Linked DNA regions of Homo sapiens: region 1 is linked to region 2. Evidence: read pairs that join two places in POLR2A ChIA-PET (ENCODE). Cell type or tissue: OCI-LY7. All regions are shown on one strand.

What was found. Peaks named below come from ENCODE experiments on the same cell type or tissue, not always from the same donor. Only the 100,000 strongest peaks of a DNase experiment are listed, where the experiment ranks them.
Region 1: POLR2A ChIA-PET joins it to region 2 with 5 read pairs; 6 of 35 experiments call an interaction of 5 or more read pairs at or near these places.

Annotation. Positions count from the first base shown.
Region 1 is chr2:47,412,813-47,417,812 of GRCh38, forward strand. It overlaps MSH2 (mutS homolog 2), which reads left to right. Exons shown (of 16, transcript NM_000251.3): 5 at 1,457-1,606; 6 at 3,484-3,617. Among named protein-coding and RNA genes, the nearest start is that of MSH2, 12 kb to the left of the region's middle. In OCI-LY7, no CTCF peak of the experiment used is centred here; no DNase peak of the experiment used is centred here.
Region 2 is chr2:47,484,572-47,489,571 of GRCh38, forward strand. It overlaps a transcript of MSH2 not described here. Among named protein-coding and RNA genes, the nearest start is that of MSH2-OT1, 40 kb to the right of the region's middle. In OCI-LY7, no CTCF peak of the experiment used is centred here; a DNase peak (open chromatin) is centred at 2,770; H3K27ac peaks cover 1,328 bases.

The sequences.
Region 1 (5,000 bases), 72 kb before region 2:
TCCTGCCTTGGCCTCCTGAGTAGCTGGGATTACAGGCATGTGCCACCACGCCTGGCTCATCTTTTTTGTATTTTTAGTAGAGATGGGGTTTCTCTATGTTGGTCAGGCTGGTCTCAAACTCCTGAACCTCAGGTGATCCGCCCGCCTCGGGCTTCCAAAGCGCTGAGATTGCAGGCATGAGCCACTGTGTCTGGCCTATTTTTATAGTTTATGTACTTGGAATTATATAATATATTCTGCCTAGCTTCTTTCATTCAATATTTGTAAGATTTATCCATATTATTGAGTGTAGTTGTGGATTTTTGCATTTATATTTCATAGCACGAGCATGTCAGAATTTATCCATTTTACTTCCCTTCTGCCCGCCACTGCTACTCTCCCCATTTTACCTTTTTTTTTGTTTTTTTGAGATGGAGTCTCAGAATTTCGCTCTGTCGCCCAGGCTGGAGTGCTGTGGCACGGTCTCAGCTCACTGCAACTTCTGCCTCTGGGTTCAGCTGCACGCCACCATGCCTGGCTAATTTTTGTATTTTCAGTAGAGGGGATTTTGCTATGTTGGCCAGGCTGGTCTTGAACTCCTGACCTCAGGTGATCCACCCACCTTGGCCTGCCAGAGTGCTGTGATTACAGGCGTGAACCACCGTGCCCGACCCCCATTCTAATTTTGATGGACATTTGGGTAATTTTCATTTTTGGCTGTTATAAATACTGCTGCAATTACAGTTAATTTTCACAGTTTTTTTTTTTTTTTTTTTTTTTTTTTTTTTTTGAGGTGAGTTTCGCTCTTGTTGCTCAGGCTGGAGTGCAGTGGTGCGATCTCAGCCCACTGCAACCTTCACCTTCTGGATTCAAGCAATTCTCCTTTCTCATCTCCTAAGTAGCTGGGGTTTACAGGCATGTGCCACCATGCCCAGCTAATTTTTGTATTTTAATTTCACAGTTCTGGAGGCTGGGAAGTTCAGAATTAAGGCACTGGCTGATCTGTTGTCTGGTGAGGGCCCACTTGTTCATAGATAACCATTTTCTCACTCTAACCTCACAAGGTTGAAAGGGCCTAATTTTTGTGTTTTTAGTAGAGACGGGGTTTCACTATGTTGGCTAGGCTGGTCTCAAACTCCTAGCCTCGAGTCATCCACCCGCCTCGTCCTCCCGGAGTGCTTGGATTACAGCATGAGCCACTGCGCCCGGCCCCCATTTTAGTTTTGATGGACATTTGGGTAATTTTCTTTTTTGGCTATTCTAAATAATGCTGCAATTACTGTTAATTTTCACCTTGTAAAAACCATTTTCAAATCTCAAGAGATTAACCTTTAGTTTTCTTGGTTTGGATTGGGAAGGAACACCAAGGAAAATGAGGGACTTCAGAATTTATTTTCATTTTGCATTTGTTTTTTAAAATCTTTAGAACTGGATCCAGTGGTATAGAAATCTTCGATTTTTAAATTCTTAATTTTAGGTTGCAGTTTCATCACTGTCTGCGGTAATCAAGTTTTTAGAACTCTTATCAGATGATTCCAACTTTGGACAGTTTGAACTGACTACTTTTGACTTCAGCCAGTATATGAAATTGGATATTGCAGCAGTCAGAGCCCTTAACCTTTTTCAGGTAAAAAAAAAAAAAAAAAAAAAAAAAAAGGGTTAAAAATGTTGAATGGTTAAAAAATGTTTTCATTGACATATACTGAAGAAGCTTATAAAGGAGCTAAAATATTTTGAAATATTATTATACTTGGATTAGATAACTAGCTTTAAATGGCTGTATTTTTCTCTCCCCTCCTCCACTCCACTTTTTAACTTTTTTTTTTTTAAGTCAGAGTCTCACTTGTTCCCTAGGCCAGAGTGCAGTGGCACAATCTCAGCCCACTCTAACCTCCACCTCCCAAGTAGTTGGGATTACAGTTGCCTGCCACCATGCCTGGTTAATTTTTATATTTTTAGTAGGGTTGCGGGGACAGGGTTTCACCATGTTGGCCAGGTTGGTCTCAAACTTCTGACCTTAGGTGATCCTCCCACCTCGGCTTCCCAAAGTGCTGGGATTACAGGCTTGAGCCATCGTGCCCAGCCTACTTTTTACTTTTTTAGAGACTGGGCTTGGTGGAGTGAAGTGGCAAGATCATAGCTCACTGCAGTATTGAACTCCTGGGCTCAAGCGATCTTCCTGCTTCAACCTCATGAGTAGCTGGGTCTACAGGCACAAGCCACCATGCTTGCCTAATTTTAAAATTTTTGCAGAGTTGGAGTTTCACAGTGTTGCCCAGGATGTTCGCTCACTCCTGACTTCAAGTGATTCTTCTGCCTTAGCCTCTAGAGTGGTAGCTGGGATTACAGGCATGAACCACCATGCTCTGCTATTTTTTTTCAAGGTTTTTTTTTTTTTTTTTTTTTTTGAGAGACTGGTATGACTATGTATGCTCCCTAGGCTGGAGTGCAGTGGCTATTCACAGGAAGTGCCATCAGAGTGTACTACAGCTTCAAACTCCTGGGCTCAAGCACTTCTATCATAGTCTCCAAAGTAGCTGGGACTACGAGTGTGTCTCATTGTGCCTTGCTCTCGAATTGCTTTTTTTTTTTTTTTCTGGTTTCAAGCTATCTATGTGGTATTAGTCCTCACTTTATGAATAATTTTGTATACTACTAATAGCAATTTTTTTTTTTTTTTTTTTTTTGAGACGGAGTCTCATTCTTGTCGCCCAGGCTGGAGTGCAGTGGTGTGATCTTAGCTCACTGCAACCTCTGCCTCTCCGGTTTGGGCAATTAGCTGGGATTAGAGGCGCCTGCCACCATGCCCAGCTAATTTTTGTATTTTTAGTAGACATGGGGTTTCATCTTGTTGGCTAGGCTGGACTCTAACTCCAGGTGATCTGCCTGCCTCGGCCTCCCAAATTGATGGGATTACAGGTGTAAACCACTGGGCCTGGCCTAGCAATTTAAAATGACATTCTAAGAAGTTTTATGTCTAAATCTGCAGTAAGTGGCTGGGTGACGTGGCTCATGCCTGTAATCCCAACGCTTTGGGAGTCCAGGGTGGGAGGATGACTTGAGGCCAGGAGTTGAGACCAGCCTGGGCAACATAGTGAGACTCTGTCTCTACAAAAGAAAAAATTAGCGGGGCTTAGTGGCGTGCGCCTGTAGTCTCAGCTACTCGAAAGGCTGAAGTGGGAGGATTCTTTGAGCCCCAAGGGTTCTGGCTTGCCGTGAGCCAGGATGGCACCACTGCACTCCAGTCTGGGCAATAGAGTCAGACCCTGTCTCAACAAATAAAATAAAACTGTAGTAATTATAAAGTGGTTTTGGCTGGGGGAGAAATGTACAGTTGAACATACGGATTAAGAGGTTGAAAGTTGGTCTTAGGAAGAGGAACTTTTTGTGGAAATTTCTTAATATTTGAAGAATATTATGTTATTGTTCCTCTGTTTTTCATGGCGTAGTAAGGTTTTCACTAATGAGCTTGCCATTCTTTCTATTTTATTTTTTGTTTACTAGGGTTCTGTTGAAGATACCACTGGCTCTCAGTCTCTGGCTGCCTTGCTGAATAAGTGTAAAACCCCTCAAGGACAAAGACTTGTTAACCAGTGGATTAAGCAGCCTCTCATGGATAAGAACAGAATAGAGGAGAGGTATGTTATTAGTTTATACTTTCGTTAGTTTTATGTAACCTGCAGTTACCCACATGATTATACCACTTATTGTAATATGCAGTTTTGGAAGTATATGTTACCATTTAACTGTACAGAGTACATAGTAATAGAGTGGTAATTATTTAGATTGATTAAAGAACTCATTTTTTTAAATAAGTTTTTTTTTTTTCACTATAAAAGTTTATTTTATTTGAGATGGTATGGTATCGAACATGTTCATATTGTGTGTAATCGTGGGTAAATTACTCAACCTTTATGTCATAGTTTCTTCACCTTTAAAATGACATTAATAAAAGAGCTACTTAATAGGATTATAAGCATGAGATGATTTAATATACATAAAATACTTACAGTCTGATATATAGGAAGCACTTAACTCTTTATCCTAGAAAAGATTTAAGGTGACCTTAACATATATGTCAGAAAATCTTTAAAATTGTGGAAATAAAAGGTTGTATAATTCTGCTATCCTAAAATTACTAGTATTTCAATATATTTTATTTTAGTCTTTTCTTTTAGATACAAGTTTTAAAACTTTTAAGTGAAGTGTAATATACGTAAGTACTGCTTGATGAATTTAAGGTGATTTCTAAAGCCAGGTTTGTTGGGGAAGAGGAGTGGGATTTAGTGATTTAGAACCAGAAATTGGGGCTGGGTGCGATGTCTCATGCCTATAATTCCAGAACTTCGGGAGGCCATAGTGGGAGAATTGTTTGTGCCCCGGAGTTCAAGACCAGCCTGGGCAACTCAGTGAGACGCCATCTCTACAAAAGAAAAAAAAAAAAAATTAGCTCAGTGTGGTGACATGTACCTGTAGCCCGAGCTACTCGGGAGGCTGAGGTGGGAATATCACCCTGGCCCAGAAGTTTGAGGCTGCAGTGGGCTATGATTGTGCCACTGAACTCCAGCCTGGGCAATGGAGTGAAACCCTGTCTCAAAAAACAAACAAAAAAAGAAACTGAGGCTGGGCACGGTGGCTCACACATATAATCCAGCACTTGGGGAGGTTGAGGCAGGATAATTGCTTGAGCCCAGGAGTTTGAGACCAGTCTGGGCAACAAAATGACACCCCATTTCTACCAAAAAAAAAATTGTTTAAAATTAGCTGGGCATGGTGGCATGTGCCTGTGGTCCCAGCTACATGGGAGGCTAAGGCTGGAGGATTGTTTAGCCCAGGAGGTTGAGGCTGCAGTGAGCCATATTCATGTCCCTGCACTCCAGCCTGGGTGACATAGTGAGACGCTGTCTCAAACAAAAATCAACAGGCCAGATGCAGTGGCTCACCCCTGTAATCCCAACACTTTGGGAGGCCGAGGTGGGTGGATTACTTGAGGTCAAGAGTTCGAGACCAGCCCGGCCAAC
Region 2 (5,000 bases):
AGATGGTAAGTACTGGCAAGGAAGTGGAGAAATTGAAACTGTCATGCGCTCTTGGTGCGAATGTAAAATGGTGCAGCTGCTTTGGAAAACAGTCTGGCAGTTCCTCAGACAATTCCACTCCAACGTATATCCAAGTGGAATCACAACATATGTCCCCACAAACTTGTACATAAATGTTTATAGCAGGATTATTCATAATAGCCAAAAGGTGGAAACAACCCGAATGTCCATCAGCAGATGAATGCATAAATGAAACGTGGTCTATCCATACAATGGAGTATATTATTGAGCCATTAAAGGAATGAAGTACTGGTACATGGTGCAGCTTAGATGAACCTTGGAAACATTGTGCTAAATGAAAGAAGCTGGTTACAAGAGTCAACACGTATGATTTCATTCATGTGAAAGTTCAGAATAGAGACAGCAGTAGAGACAAAGTAGCAGTTCAGGGTTGGTGCCAGGGAATAGGGGGTAGGTGGGGTGAAAGCTAAAGGATACGGTGTTTCTTTGTGAGATGGAAATTCTAAAATAGGTGATGTTTATACATGTCTGTGAATATACTAAAAACCATTGAATTGTACACATTAAATGGATGAATTGTATAGGAATTATATTTTAATAAAGCTATTTAAAAAAATCCAGACACTTCACCCAAGAGGAAATCTAAGTGGTCCATAAACATGAAAAGGTCTTTAATCACCAGTCAGAAAAATGAAAATGAAAACCATGCCAGGCCACCTCCCACCACCATAGTGACAAGCATTTCAAGTGTGGCAGTTCCAGCTGTTGTTGAGGATGTGGAATAACACTGGTAGGGGTGTTAAGATTATCTGGTGAAATTGAAAAGACGCATACGACCCAGCAATTCTGCTCTTAAGTGCATACTCTGGAGATGCTTTTGCCCATTGTGCTGCGAGATGTATACAAGAATGTTCCTAATACCTCCACACTGGAAACAACTCATCAGTGAAAATGAACTACAGCTACACAAAATGACATAGATGGAATCTTAAAACGTTTAGTAAAAGAAATGATACAAAAGGATACAGTTTTTTTTTCATTTATGTGAAGTTTAAGAATAGGTGGTATTGTTTAGGGATGCAGTCTTTGGGATGGCAACTGTAAAGAAAAAGTGATTGTGTTAATCAGAGTGATTGTCTTTAGGGAAATGGAGTGCTGATGGGGAGGGGGCACATTAGGGCTTCTGGAGGGCCACAGTTCTGGTTTTTAACCTGAGTGGTGGTTTTGCACGTGCTTGCTTTATAGTTAGCTGCAATTTTTTTTTTTAATGCAGTTAAAGTTTGGTATGAGAACAAATGTATGACCGATGAGTCCTTTCAGTTTACCAAGTTCTTTTTCGTCATCGTTAATTTAGAGTGGGTTACATCAGTTTTTCTTTTCTGGCTGCCAAAGGCTTAGGAAAAAGGCAAACTGACAGAGGAAGATTTTAAATGTAGAAATATTTATTGGTTTACAAATCCTTTTAATCACTTATACATGAAAAGCTTTCATATAATTCAAAAAGCAAATTTTAAATTCCAATGAAATAGTTCATCCCGTGGTTGTGAAAGAGTGTTTTTAGATTGCTGCACAGAAGCATGTTTAACGTGGAAATCAGCTCATGGTTTTAGTTGTTAGGGCTACAAGAAATTGGGGGAGACTTCATTCCAAGAAAACATGTAGTCTGTCAGGCTGTTTTCATTCCTCTAAAAGAGACAGTTTTCTAAGATGTTTTTGAAAATGAGAAAATACGTAATAGATCTGCTTAAGAAGTTTCAAACTTAATCTGTGCTTATTACATGAATATGCTAATGTAAAACCAGGCCTTCAGTTAGTGTTTCCTTCCTTTTAGAATGGTGTATGTAAAGCAAAATATAAACTAATTTCTGACCTGTCAAAGGTTTTTTCTTAAAATTTAAATTTATAATGTGGTTTGGTTTTTCTTTCCCACTCAAACATGAATTTGGGTAATACCAGAATAAAGCTGGATATATAAATTTTATCCAAAATTTAGAACTCTGTTGTTAAGAAATCTGTTGACCACATAACCATGTTTCTGAGAAAATACATGATTTTTTGCATCTTTAAAAAAAATTAGCACTAAGAAGCTAAGATGAAGTTGTTTTTGTAATTTGATTTTTTTTTCCTTAAAATACTGTTTTGGAGTTAAAAGTTGTAGCAAAACTGGTATAAGAAAGATGTTTTAAGATATATTTAAGTCTTGTCTCATACTCTATTGACTAAGCTAGCCCGGTGACTAGGGTAGATGTATTTAAAGAATAACTTTTCCCCCTTAAAATCTCAATATTCCACATCCTGTTAGACTTCTTGAGTATTAAATACATCTTCTATCCTTGGTCTTTCTGCATTTAGCTTTTTTGGGAAGTATGTTTTTACCCAAGCATATGGTATGAGCTGCTGATTCAGTATTGAGTGGCTCTTTAAGCTTGTTAGTTACATTCTGCTGATTAAAATGGTGTACAGAATAGTCAGGAAAAACCAGTCCCTGGTCTGAAATAAACAATGTTAATTAGCTTATGGGGAAGAACAAATGAGTAAGGAGAATTTTCATATACAAAGGAAATCTCTGATTGTCTTTCTGGACTCAGTGTGTTTGGGTTAAGGAGATAGGGTGCGGCTGGAGAAAATGATGAAAATGTTCAGAATGTTACATGTATTTTTACACTGAAACTGGAAGTGGAAGCCCAGTGTGATAGTTTTCTGCCCGATGTTGGCCTGTCTTCACACCCACACCACTTATCTTGATTGATAGAGCTACTACTTCCTCTTATACTGCTTCAGAAGTTAACCTCTGTGGTGCAGTGCTAGGATATCACAGAGGAAATAATCCCTTGTAGACAGTGTCTTGTTGCTGGGAGTTATCAGTGCCTCCTGTTCTCTCTAAGGAGGGCAATGGGAAGCCCTTTCCTTGCATTTGCTACAGCCGTTTCCTTGACCTCCCTGGAAGAACAGTATTTCATGGTGTCAGACAACATTCAGAACATGCTCAAATTAAATGTATGTCAGTATGCATTTGCTTTGGTGTGTGGTTTGTCCAAACCAAAGTGCCCATACATGTCTCTGGTCCAGCCATGTGGGAAATTCAGCAGTGGGGTGAACCATATGGAAATGGCAGGTGTTGGGCAGCCTTGACTGGACTGCCCTGGTCTTACTTCTGGATTTGGTGAGTAGAAGATCACACTGTTGCTTGCTGCCCTGGGTTCACCTCAAAGAGGGAAAGAAGAATTAGCAACTTAAATGGTTAAATTTAGAAACAAGAAAAAGTTCTGTCAGTGGGCAGTTTCTTACGTCTAACAAAAAAAACAACAGCAGTGAATTCTTTTGTGTTCAGAATTAACCAGTAAACACAACCTTAGCAATTAACCTATCACTATCACGATTGTTTATTTCCTGGAATTTTGTTGACAGAATTAGTCCAATAAATGTTATGAATAATAATTTTATGAATAGAGATAGGTTAATGCCAAATTAAGTATAATTGAATCTGAGACATTAATGCAACTGTTTTAAATTCAACCACTGACCTGCAATTTTTATATGCCTTGTCCATCCAGCAAGATACATTTTGTCCATTTTTTTCATGTTTAAAATTTAATATTTATTGTCAATTCCAGTGTGTTTCATTGCTAAACATCAGGCTCAGCCAAAGCAATCACGAAAATGACTCCACGTTGAATCTTTAACATCACAATGTGGATTAACAATTTGGCAACATTTGGCTGGGCGCGGTAGCTCACCTATAATCCCAGCACTTTGGGAGGCCGAGGCAGGTGGATCACGAGGTCAGGAGATCGAGACCATCCTGGCTAACACGGTGAAAACCCGTCTCTACTAAAAATACAAAAAGCCATGCATGGTGGCGGGTGCCTGTAGTCCCAGCTACTTGGGTGGCTGAGGCAGGAGAATGGCATGAACCTGGGAGGTGGAGCTTGCAGTGAGCTGAGATCGCGCCACTCCAGCCTGGGCAACAACAACAACAACAAAATTGGCAACATTAAATACTTTGTCAGTATCTGAAAAGTGCAAAGTACTGTGCTTGGCTCCCCAAAGGCTCCTCTTAATCCTGAAAGGCAGGTGCTTTTATTATCTTTTATCTTATTATCTACATTTTCCAGATGAGGAAACGTAGGTACAGAGGTTTAGTAACTTGCCCAGGTCACATAGCCAGTAAGTGGCAGAGCTGGGATTTGAACCCCAGTACCCTATCTCCAGCGAATCTGAGATGTACATGTGATAAATTTAATCTTTCTCAATAAATTATTAAGTGTCAAAGCAAGTGGTATGGGCAATGCACCAGGATTAAGAAAAACAGTGTGTGGTAAAGATGTAAAATATTTCTAATTCTGTTGTGGGCTGTGGCACTCCCGTGGAAGGCTTGCCACAGACACAGCCAGAGGCATCCACGTGGGCCCCTGCTGCACACCTGGTTTGCTGCTACCAAGGCTGCTCTCCCGAGGCTTGTTCACACAAAGGAAAGTGAGCAGCTAGGAAGCTGCATATTTGAAAGTTGACTAGTCACCAAATGCTGGCATCCAACCAAGTGATTGCATTGTACCCTGTTTGGATGAAAGATTGTGTTTAAATGAAAAGAGAGATGATGAGCCAGAAGTGTGGCAAATGAGTTAAAATAAATTGTCAGCAGTGTTTGAAGCAGGTTGCTGAGGGCTGGTGTCCTGAAATCCGGTCACTTGGAGGATGTATATGTTCCATCAGGGGCCGGAAATGTTTTATCCAAGCTTTAGGGAATAACCCTGGAGATTCTCTTCGTTACTCTACTGTTAAGTACGTGCTTACGGAGTAAACTTCGCATGACTAAGGTTTACAGGCCTGAATGTGCAACTGAGTTCAAGTAAGCAGCAATGTGGTGTATTAGGAAGACTGCTTGACTTGGGTTCTAATCCTTGCTTCACCACCTAGCTGTGTGACTTTAAACATCACTGTTTTTCCTCCTGCCTTCCTTCTGTAACTTAAGGGGGTTG